Regions from separate parts of the Homo sapiens genome. Here region 1 is linked to region 2. The links are chromatin contacts, found by Hi-C or POLR2A ChIA-PET in ENCODE. All regions are on one chromosome and are shown on one strand. Each heading gives the region's core, a stretch centred on a gene start or an enhancer-like site at or near the end of the contact. The rest is flanking DNA. Distances are from core to core; before and after follow the strand shown.

Region 1 (5,075 bases), core at 144-2,643, 560 kb after region 2:
GTCGCCCAGGCTGGAATGCAGTGGTGCAATCTCAGCTCACTGTAACCTCCATCTCCTGGGTTCAAGCGATTCTCGTGCCTCAGCCTCCCAAGTAGCTGGGACTACAGGAGTGCACCACCACACCTGGCTAATTTTTGTATTTTTAGTAGAGACGGGGTTTCGCCATGTTGGTCAGGCTGGTCTCAAACTCCTGACCTCAGGTGATCCTCCCACCTCGGCCTCCCAAAGTGCTGGGATTACAGGGGTGAGCCACCCCACCTGGCCATGTAAGTAGAATCTTATAGCATTTGTGACTGGCTTATTTCTGTTAACATAATGTCCTCAAGGTTCATCTATGTTATAGAATGTGTCAGAATTTTCTTTGATTACTGCATTAAAATAAATAAAAGATAAACTGAAAATATATGAAGAAACAGGAAACCATAGAAAATGACCTAGTGTTACAGGATCTCTGGGGTGTCAATTTTCTGGCCAGAAACCTCTGTGGCCAGCGGCACCTTTGCCTGAGTTCTTGTTCTGTGTCCAAGATGAATGAGGTACACAGACAAGTGAAGGGTAAACAAGATGAAGATGAGCTTTAAGTGTTAGATCAGCTAAAAGGAGACTCGCAGTGGGTAGCTCCGCTCTGTAGGCAAGTCATGCTAATATCTGCTGTTCTCAGCAGGGAGAAGGCCCTGGAGAGGGTTGCTCCTCTATGCAGCTGATAGTCCTGACGTCTCTGCAGGTCTCTGAGGCTCTCAGAAGAGAGGGTAGTTCCTCTCTGTAGCTGGTCCTCCCATTGTCTCCTGCTATCAGCAGAGAGGATAGCTCCTCTCTGCAGCTGGTCGTCCTATCATCTCTCTGCTCTCTTCGTCCTCTAGCCATCCTCTGCCCTGCTCTGGCTAAGCCCAGGTCTTTTATGGACCTCAGAAGGGAGGAAGTGCACGCAGATTGGTACATCGGGGGCCATGGGCAGGCTGGAAGAGGCACCACTTAGGTCTGCAGGACTGGCGGCCTGGCCCCAGCCTTCAGGCTCTCCCTGGCCTGAGGGTGGGGCCTTACTGAGGACCCGCCCCCTTCCACCCGGGAATCGATACGCCTCCCGCTGCCATCCATGGCCCCCCCAGGGCTCGACCCCAACCCGGCTCCGAGATTTGAACTGGTGCCGGGATTGGAGAGAGGCCAGGCAGCGGGAGCAGACATCCGGGAGCCTGCAGGGACGGCAGGAAGCCGGGGAAGGGGGCCTCCTGGGGTCCCCGAGGGTGCAGGCTGCAGAGACGCCCGGGTCCTGCACCTAGGAGGTCCCGCCCCGCTAACTCGAAAGGGGCGGGTCTCCTACTTGTCCCTGGCTCCTGCCTGCTCAGTGAAGTGGGAGGCCCAGGTCTGCAGCCGTGGGTCCTGGCAGCTGCAGCTGCACCTGGGAGGGCAGATCCTGCCTATTCCCGGCCCTCCTCCAAGAGCACAGGGAGGCTTCGATGCACAGCCACAGTTTGGGCAGCTGCAGCCCGCCCAAGAGGGCGGGACTTCTGCCTGCTCCGTAGAGCCGGAGGTGGGGTCTACGGCTTTGGTTTGGGCGGCTGCAGTAGCACCCGGTGAGTTCCCGACTTAACTCAGAAGGGGCCGGGCTTCCACCGGCTCCATGGAGTGTGTAACCCTAGCCGCGCCTCCCTGCTGCAGCTGGAGTGACAGCCGGAGTGATGGTAGCAGCCACTGCCATTACTAGCTGATTTGAAAAAGAACCCAAATAGAATTTCTAGAGATGAAAAACTCAGTATCTGAAATTAAAAATTCAGTGGACATAAATGGTAGCAGGTTGGACACAGATTAAGGAATAATTAGTTAACCAGGAAACAAGATAAATCAGCAGAAATTATCCAGAATGTAGCACAGGGAGACAAAAAGATGGAAAATATGAAGGAGAAGTTAAGAGACATGAAAGACATAATAAGATGTTCTGATAGAGAAAGAGAGATGAGACAAAATGGGGGTAGCATATTTACAGAGAAAATAGCTGAGGATTTGCACAACTGAAAAAAAAACACCAATGCACAGATTCAAGAAACCTAACTGATTGCTAGAAGGATAAATGAAAGAAAATCTACACAAAACATATGGTACTCAAACTATGGAACACCACACACAAAAAGAAAATCTCAAAAGCAGCCAATGGGCTTTTTATTTAAAAGACCAACAGTTATAGACTTCTATAGGAAACAAAAATCCCATGGAATAATATTTTAATTGTGCTACACAAAGCAAAACAAACAAATAGAAACCCCTGCCAACCTAGGATTCTATACTCAACTCAAATATTTTTCTTTTTTTGAGACAGTATCTTGCTCTGTCGCCCAGGCTGGAGTACAGTGGCGTGATCTCAGTTCACCACAACCTCTGCCTCCCGGGTTCAAGCAATTATCCTGCCTCAGCCTCTCAGGTAGCTGGGATTACAAGCGTGTGCCACCATGCCCAGCTAATTTTTGCATTTTTAGTAGAGACGGGGTTTCACCATGTTGGTCAGGCTGCTCTCAAACTCCTGACCTCAGGTGATCTGCCACCTTGGCCTCCCAAAGTGCTGGGATTACAGGCGTGAGCCACTGCACCTAGCCCATTTTTCTTATTTATATATTTATTTATAGAGATGGAGTCTTGCTGTGTTGCCCAGGCCAGAATGGAGTAATGCAATCATAGCTCACTGCAGCCTCAAACTCCTGAGCTCAACAGAGCCTCCTGCCTCAGCCTTTTTTTTTTTTTCTGGAGACAGGATCTCACTCTGTCACCAGGCTGGAATGCAGTGGCACGATCTCAGCTCACTGCAACCTCCGCCTCCTGGGTTCAAGCGATTCTCCTGCCTCAGCCTCCCGAGTAGCTGGGACTACAGGCGCCCACCACCATGCCTGGCTCATTTTTTTGTATTTTTAGTAGAGACAGAGTTTTACCATGTTGGCCAGGCTGGTCTTGAACTCCTGACCTCAAATGATCCGCCTGCCTCGGCCTCCCAAAGTGCTGGGATTACAGGCGTGAGCCACCGCGCCCGGCCTCTGCCTCAGCCTTTTAACTAGCTGGGACCACAGGTGCATACTACCACATGCAGCTCATTAAAAAAGAAATTTTTTTTAGCTGGGTGCAGTGGCTCATGCCTGTAATCCCAGCACTTTGGGAGGCTGAGGTGGGCGGATCATGAGGTCAGGAGATCGAGACCATCCTGGCTAACATGATGAAACCCTGTCTCTACTAAAAATACAAAAAATTAGCCGGGCGTGGTGGCGGGCACCTGTGGTCCCAGCTACTCGGGAGGCTGAGTCAGGAGAATGGCGTGAACCCAGGAGGCAGAGCTTGCAGTGAGCCAAGATCACACCACTGCACTCCAGGCTGGGTGACAGAGCGAGACTCCTCTCAAAAACAAACAAACAAACGAAAAAAAAACCTTTTATTTTTGGAGAGACAGCATCTCGCCATGTTACCCAGGCTGGTCTCAAACTCCTGGCCTCAAGTGACCCTCCCACCTCAGCCTTCTGAGCAGCTGGGATTACAGGAGTGAGCCACTGTAAATATTTTTCTAAAATATTTTTCAAGATTGAGAGCACACAGTATGATGATAACCTTTTCATAAAAATCAAAACCAAGCAAAATTTAAGAATATATTTTTTGGCCATACATATATATGTGAATAAAACTTTATTATAAAAGTAAGGGAAGACCAGTCATGGTGGCTCATGCCTGTAATCCCAGCACTTTGGGAAGCTGAGGCAGGTGAATTGCTTGAGTACAGGAGTTCGAAACCAACCTGCCCAACATGGCCCATCTCTATAAAAAAAAAAAAAAAAACACCACCACCAAAACCAAAAATTACCTAGGTGTGGTGGTGGCACATCCCTGTAATCTCAGCTACTCCGGAGGCTGAGGTATGAGAATCACTTGAGCCTGGGAGGCAGAGGTTGCAGTGAGCCAAGATTGTGACACTGCACTCCAGCCTCGGTGACAGAGCGAGACTCTGACTAAAAAAAAGAAAAAAAAATTACCAAAAGTAAGAGGATAATAGATACAATATTTGGGATTGTGGTTACTTCTGAAGTGCAAGGGGCAGGGATAGGGGCAGGGGCACATAGATAATTATGAGGCATTATTCTGTTTCTTGGGTTGAATGAGAGATTCACAAGTGTTCATCATAGTTTAAAAAAAACAAGCTAGTAAATAAAAGAACAAAAGTGGGCCATGCATGTATTAATGATGACTGTTTTCTATGACCTAGGATTATGAATAATCCAATTCTGTATACCTGAGTTCCCTAAGGAAAAAAATAAAAAGAGTGGAAAAAGACATGTAATCTAATCTCACACCTGTGGCATACTGTGGCGTAATTGGCCTTGCTGTGTTCATTGCCTCCCATCCAACTAAAACAGATAGCAAACGTCCTCTTTGTACTTCTTAAAAATCTCATTAAAATTTTGGGTTCCCATTGGTCTATCCCTAGCAAAGACTGATAATTGTCTCCCAACATTCATTTCTCCCTTTTCACTTTTACCTTTAGCTAGACACATGGCCACCCAGCTAATGACTGCATTTCCCAGCTTCCCTTGCTGATTTGTGTGGCCCCATGACCAACGGGATGCAAATGCAAGTGATGGGTGCCACTTTACAGTCTTGCTCATAAAAGAATTAGGGGTGCTCTCACCTTCTCCCTTTCCCCCTTCCTGTTTTTTAGCCATGATTGGAACTGATCTATGACCTACCCTATCAGCCGTGGGTCATTGCTACTTGAGAGAGAAATAAACTCCTATCATAAATCAGCCATTGTCTTTTGGGGTTTCTTTGTTACAGTGGCTTAGCTTGTACCACATTATACTACCTAAACTTCTTTATTGACGAAGTGTAATGAGAACTAGTGATCTACTGGGATCTAGCACCTCCTTTGACTTTGCTCTTTTGAAGAATCCAGCAGATTCTTCCTGTCTACATGCTTATTTCACTGAGTCTATGCTTATTTACCATCTCCTCATAAAGAGATATCTCCCCTTTATCTCAAGATCACCATTCTCTTTTTTTGTTTTGTTTTGTTTTATTTTGTTTTTTTGAGACAGTCTTTTTTTTTTTTTTTT
Region 2 (4,908 bases), core at 1,545-4,044:
TTGATGCAGAGTCTTGCTCTGTCGCCCAGACTGGAGTGTAGTGGCACGATCCCAGCTCACTGCAACCTCTGCCTCCGGAGTCCAAGCGATTGTCCTGTCTCAGCCTCCCGAGTAGCTGGGATTACAGGTGCCCACCACTACGCCCAGCTAGTTTTTGTATTTTTAGTAGAGACAGGGTTTCGCCTTGTTGGCCAGGCTGGTCTTGGACTCCTGACCTCAAGTGATCCGCCTGCCTCGGCCTCCCAAAGTGGTGGGATTACAGGCGTGAGCCACCACGCCCAGCCTATTACTCTTGGTGGAGGCAGAGAATGAGGGTGAGGAATCACACAGCACCCTGTATAGTGCCAGCCTGGGGTCCAGGATGCATAGACGGTTGTGGTGGGCACTGCAGGATGGCCCCATTCTCTCTCTATCTTGCCTCTCCTGTGTCCTCCTTCAGCTCGGGTTATTCTGGTCCTTCAAGTTTTAGAACTGTGGCCCCCCAGGTGTCACATCTGCCCCCCAGAGACCGCTACTTCCCTGATCTTTATTCAGCCACACACACAGGTGGGTTGATGGTGAAACCGATGAAAGGAGGCTTCTAGGACTCTCATTTGCATAGGGGTGCCTAGTATTATAATTGCCTTCTTTATCGTGAAGAAGGCCTCTATCATTGCATAAACTTCAGCCCCACCACACATGGATGGATCTTCTCTTGGTTTTAGGAAGGGGGCTCCCAATTCAGATTTCCACGGCCCCATCAGCTGAAATCTAGCCCCTTTCATTAACTGGATCTGGTCACCAGAGACCCACCCTGGGTGGTATTTTTTGCCCACATGAGCCTGTATATAGATATATAGATAGTCTCTGACTTATGATGGTTCAGCTTATAATTTTTTTACTTTATCATAAAATTGAGGAACATTATCTATCTATCTATCTATCTATCTATCTATCTATCTATCTATCTATCATCTATCTATGTCTATATCTATCTGAATATATTCTTGTATTGGTTCTGTTTCTCTGGAGAACCCCGACTAATACAGTAGGTCTGAATGTAAGTTGTCTTCTTGTTTGGAAAAATCATTCTGAATGGGAGTGACTCTTCGTGATGTAGGTGGATGGGCGGGGCAGCTGGTCTGGGAGACCTCAGTAGGTCTTGTTTCTGCCCCGCAACTTCTGAGCAGGCTTGGACATAAACTTTCAGTCATAAACAAACATTAGGAATGAAGATCCCTGGCTGGGTACAGTGGCTCATGCCTGTAATCCCAGCACTTTGGGAGGCTGAGGCGGGTGGATCACCTGAGGTCAGGAGTTCGAGACCAGCCTGTCCAACATGGTGAAACTCCATTTCTACTAAAAATATAAAAACTTTAGCTGGGTGTGATAGCAGACACCTGTAATCCCAGCTACTCGGGAGGCTGAGGCAGGAGAATTGCTTGAGCCTGGGAGGTGGAGGCTGCAGTGAGCCAAGTTCGCACCACTACACTCCAGCCTGAGCAACAGAGTGAGACTCCATCTCCAATAAAAAAAAAAAAAGAATGATTCCATTCCTCCTCTGCCCCCTCCCCATGTTGTTAGCTGCTTGTAAAACTATGTGTGTTTGTAATAACAGAAAACTAGAGACATCCTAAATGTTCACCCGTGTGTTGAAGTCCAATGCAGCAGTAAAAAGGAAAGGGCAGGATTTCTATGTACTGATGTGGAAAGCCACTAAGATAAATTGAGTGCAAAAACAATGTGCCCAACACTGTGTTTCCATTCAAGCAGATTAAAAATATATATGTATATTGTGTATAGGTCCCCAGCCCCTCATCCACAATTCCCAAATCCAAAAGGCTCTGGAAACCAAAACTTTTTTCTTTGGTTTGTGGCAAATTTATTTGGTAGCAAAACCAGAGCTAAAAGGATGTGAAGCCATTTGCAGTTTTTAATTGTCCCTGTTAGTGTGAATACATTACAGCCCACAGCTAGCAGGACCTACTGTCTTGGTTTGCCTGGGATTGAAGGGGTTCCCTGGACATGGAACTGGAACAGTCTGGGGCAAACTGGCTGACTGCTCACCCTGGGCGGAGCCCGCTGGTGTTGTGGAATACAGGCTGTATGCACTTTATTACCTGTCTAAAATGGGAAAAGTTCTAGATTCTGCAACCCATCTGTGCCCAAGGGTTTCAGCTGAAGGACCTGGATGTTCTTAGACTATCTGTGGGAAGGGGACACAAGCCACCAGCCACAGCCTCTGGGAAGAAAATGGGTAGCTGGAGGGTAGGGGTAGGAGGGAGAGTTTTCACTGAATAGCCTTTTGCATCTTTTGACTGTGGACCATGTGAATGTATTATCTACTGAAAAAATAAATACAGGAAACTATGGACAAACAAAACGCTCTGCACTTTTGACTAAACTACAAATAGAATTTTAAAGATTTTGGAAAAAATAAATTACTGTGATGCTGTCAAAGCAATGCTTGTCTTTTGGATTCTGCTGATTCCAGTGTATCCTGTTCTCAGAGCCACTTGTCTATTGAACCCTAGTCTGGGAGTCTGGCTTTTTGTTTTCTGAGCTCAGGGGGCTGTGTAGGTCTCTCCTAGAGCAGCAGGTAGACTAAAGCTCCTACTTCAGCAGCACGCTCCACAGTCAGGGGTGATTTTTTTTTTTCCTGGTTGGTAGTTATTATTATTTTGAAAAATCCAGAACAATCATGCAAAGCAAGTAGAAACAGGCTGGGCCAGCTGAGAGTGACCATATGCCCTGGGTCTCTTGGTGATATAATTAGCTGTTTTCTTCCAGTGGTGAGTGGGTGGCTCACTCTTCTGGCACCCTGCAAGGCCGCATGATGATGCAACAATGCAACAAAAGACAAGCCCGGGCAAGGCCAGCGGGAGCTCTGCCGGCCAGAGTTGCTGATGCGAGGCGATGCACGGGTGTGGGGAGGGTGTTTCAGGGCTGCAGGGAAGTGGGAGGCCCCAACTGCCCAGGAGGCAAAACTGGCCTCCTGCTCACTCAGCCATGAGCTTTTCTACCCCAAACCCTGGCTCACTCCTTCCTTCCCTCCTCCCTGTTCAGTGGCAGAATCTATTCCTAGTTCACTCAGTCTCCCAGGGGTTAAAGGGTCCGTTGAGACTTCTAGAAGTGAGATAGAGGGGCCTGTGCAAGGAGAGACTAAATCAGGCTTCCCAAGCCTTGAGGATGGAGGGTGGGGAGCTTTCAATTACCTGGGGAGATTTTTTCAAAATATCTGTACACTTGTGCAGCCGGCAGACCCTTATCCAATTTTAATTCAGTGGGTTGAGATAGGGCTGGCACTTGGAATATGTATTTTAATTGTGTTAATTATTATCTAAGATGGTATTAACGATTTAAAAATATATATTAAGAAGAATAAGCCTACTTTACACCCCAAGACAGACAGGCTGTGCACAGCACAACTCCACTGGTGGGTGCTGTCCACCCAGGCTTCCTAATGGTGCCCTGGAGGGGGTAACACAATGGACCTGCTCCTCTCTCCAGAGGCAGCCATTGCCACTGTTTCCTGTGTCTCTCCTTTTTTTTTTTTTTTTTTTTTTTTGAGACAGGGTCTCACTCTGCTGCCCAGACTGGAGTGCAGTGGCACAATCTTGGCTCACTGCAGTCTCGACCTCCTGGGCTCCTACCTTAGCCTCCCCAGTAGCTGGGACCACAGGCGTGTACCACCACACCTGGCTAATTTTTGTATTTTTTTGTAGAGACAGGTTTTCACCATGTTGCCCAGGCTGGTCTCTAACTCCTGGGCTCAAGTGATCCCTGTGCCTCGGCCTCTCAAAGTGCTGGGATTACAGGAGTGAGGCAGTGTGTGGCCCCAGACTTTGATGTTGACTAGTTTAAAAAGAAAAAGGAAAAGCTGTGTACCAGAAGGAGGAAATTGGGTCCTGCTGTGTAACTTTAGGCTAGTCTCACTGTCTCTTTGTGGCCTGGTTTCCTCCTTTGGGAACTGAAGAGGATCATGCCTACCTCATTTTTCTCAGTCTCTCCGGAGAATGGTAAGATTATAGCTATGAAAGCACCCATTTTAGACATGAAGATATTGAGGTCCAAGTTCATGTTCTGCACAGGTGGCATTCTTCTTATTCTTGTGGCTGCGTCCAGAGACTCAGTAGGAAAAGACCCTCTTACCGGAAGATGGGGGAGAGGAAGGAGTCCTGTCTGCCATGCTCCCAGCTTTGATGGAGATGGCTAGTGGGTCATCACAAATCTGTGCGGCCCTCTGGGGACTACATTGACCTGTGCATCCGGGGGTGCATCCAAGTTCTCACCAATGGAACGTGGGTGGGAGATGATGCCAGTCCCTTCTGAGCCTGGTGTGAAGAAATGCACGTGGCTTCTTTGGCACTTTCCCCTACCTCCAGCTGCAGTCAGAGATCATGAGGCCCCAGGGAATGGTGGAGCCACATGGTGGAAAGAACCTAAGAACCTGAATCACCACACGGAGGGCAGCCACCGGCCCACCAGAACACCTCTATTGGATTCATATGTGAGTGAGAAATAAACTTGTATTTGGCTTGTCACTGAAATGTGAGAGTTTATTTATTACAGGAGCTAGTGTCGTCCTATCACTCACCCTGACTTTTCTTCATAAGTCCAGTCCTAAGCTGCTAGGATGGGCGTAGGAGGAGACATCAGCAATGATTCCTCCCAGCAGATACAGGGTTGTTAGAAACCACTGAGGATAGGGAAGAGGGAGTGACATCTCCTCCCTGGCTCTGAACTTGGCTCTAGTGTGGCCACTAGCATTTGGGGCTTGGGGGTTGCAGCTGTCGCATTCCACAGTGGCCCCGATGGCATTACAATTACAGATGACACTTAGAGCCACCCTAGGGAAGCAAAGGCAAGGACAAGCAGCTGATGGGAGGGGGAGCAGAAGGGCTGCGGCCACAGCCAGAGCCCCGGATC

Evidence for each region. Hi-C counts contacts between places; a loop is a spot of excess contacts on that map. ChIA-PET counts read pairs that join two places held with the same protein, here RNA polymerase II (POLR2A). Pooled maps may share reads with other maps.
Region 1: a pooled map shows a loop between it and region 2 (4-fold over the local background). The contact joins two enhancer-like sites. A Hi-C loop is called at or near these places in 2 of 50 pooled maps. POLR2A ChIA-PET finds 5 or more read pairs at or near these places in 2 of 52 experiments (PC-9 and T-cell).

The regions. Positions count from the first base shown.
Region 1 is chr6:37,221,223-37,226,297 of GRCh38, forward strand. All of the region lies in intron 1 of TMEM217B (transmembrane protein 217B), which reads right to left. The region is part of intron 1 of TMEM217 (transmembrane protein 217); the gene reads right to left. Among named protein-coding and RNA genes, the nearest start is that of TBC1D22B, 34 kb to the right of the region's middle. RefSeq lists an enhancer at 674-813 and silencers at 1,014-1,273, 1,644-1,693. Within about 2 kb of position 1,394, at least 22 of the 41 ENCODE cell types and tissues checked have a DNase peak (open chromatin) inside an H3K27ac peak, as active enhancers do.
Region 2 is chr6:36,664,422-36,669,329 of GRCh38, forward strand. No RefSeq gene overlaps it. Among named protein-coding and RNA genes, the nearest start is that of PANDAR, 8.2 kb to the right of the region's middle. RefSeq lists enhancers at 1,755-2,536, 2,533-3,012, 2,537-3,318, 2,711-3,005. Within about 2 kb of position 2,795, at least 20 of the 41 ENCODE cell types and tissues checked have a DNase peak (open chromatin) inside an H3K27ac peak, as active enhancers do.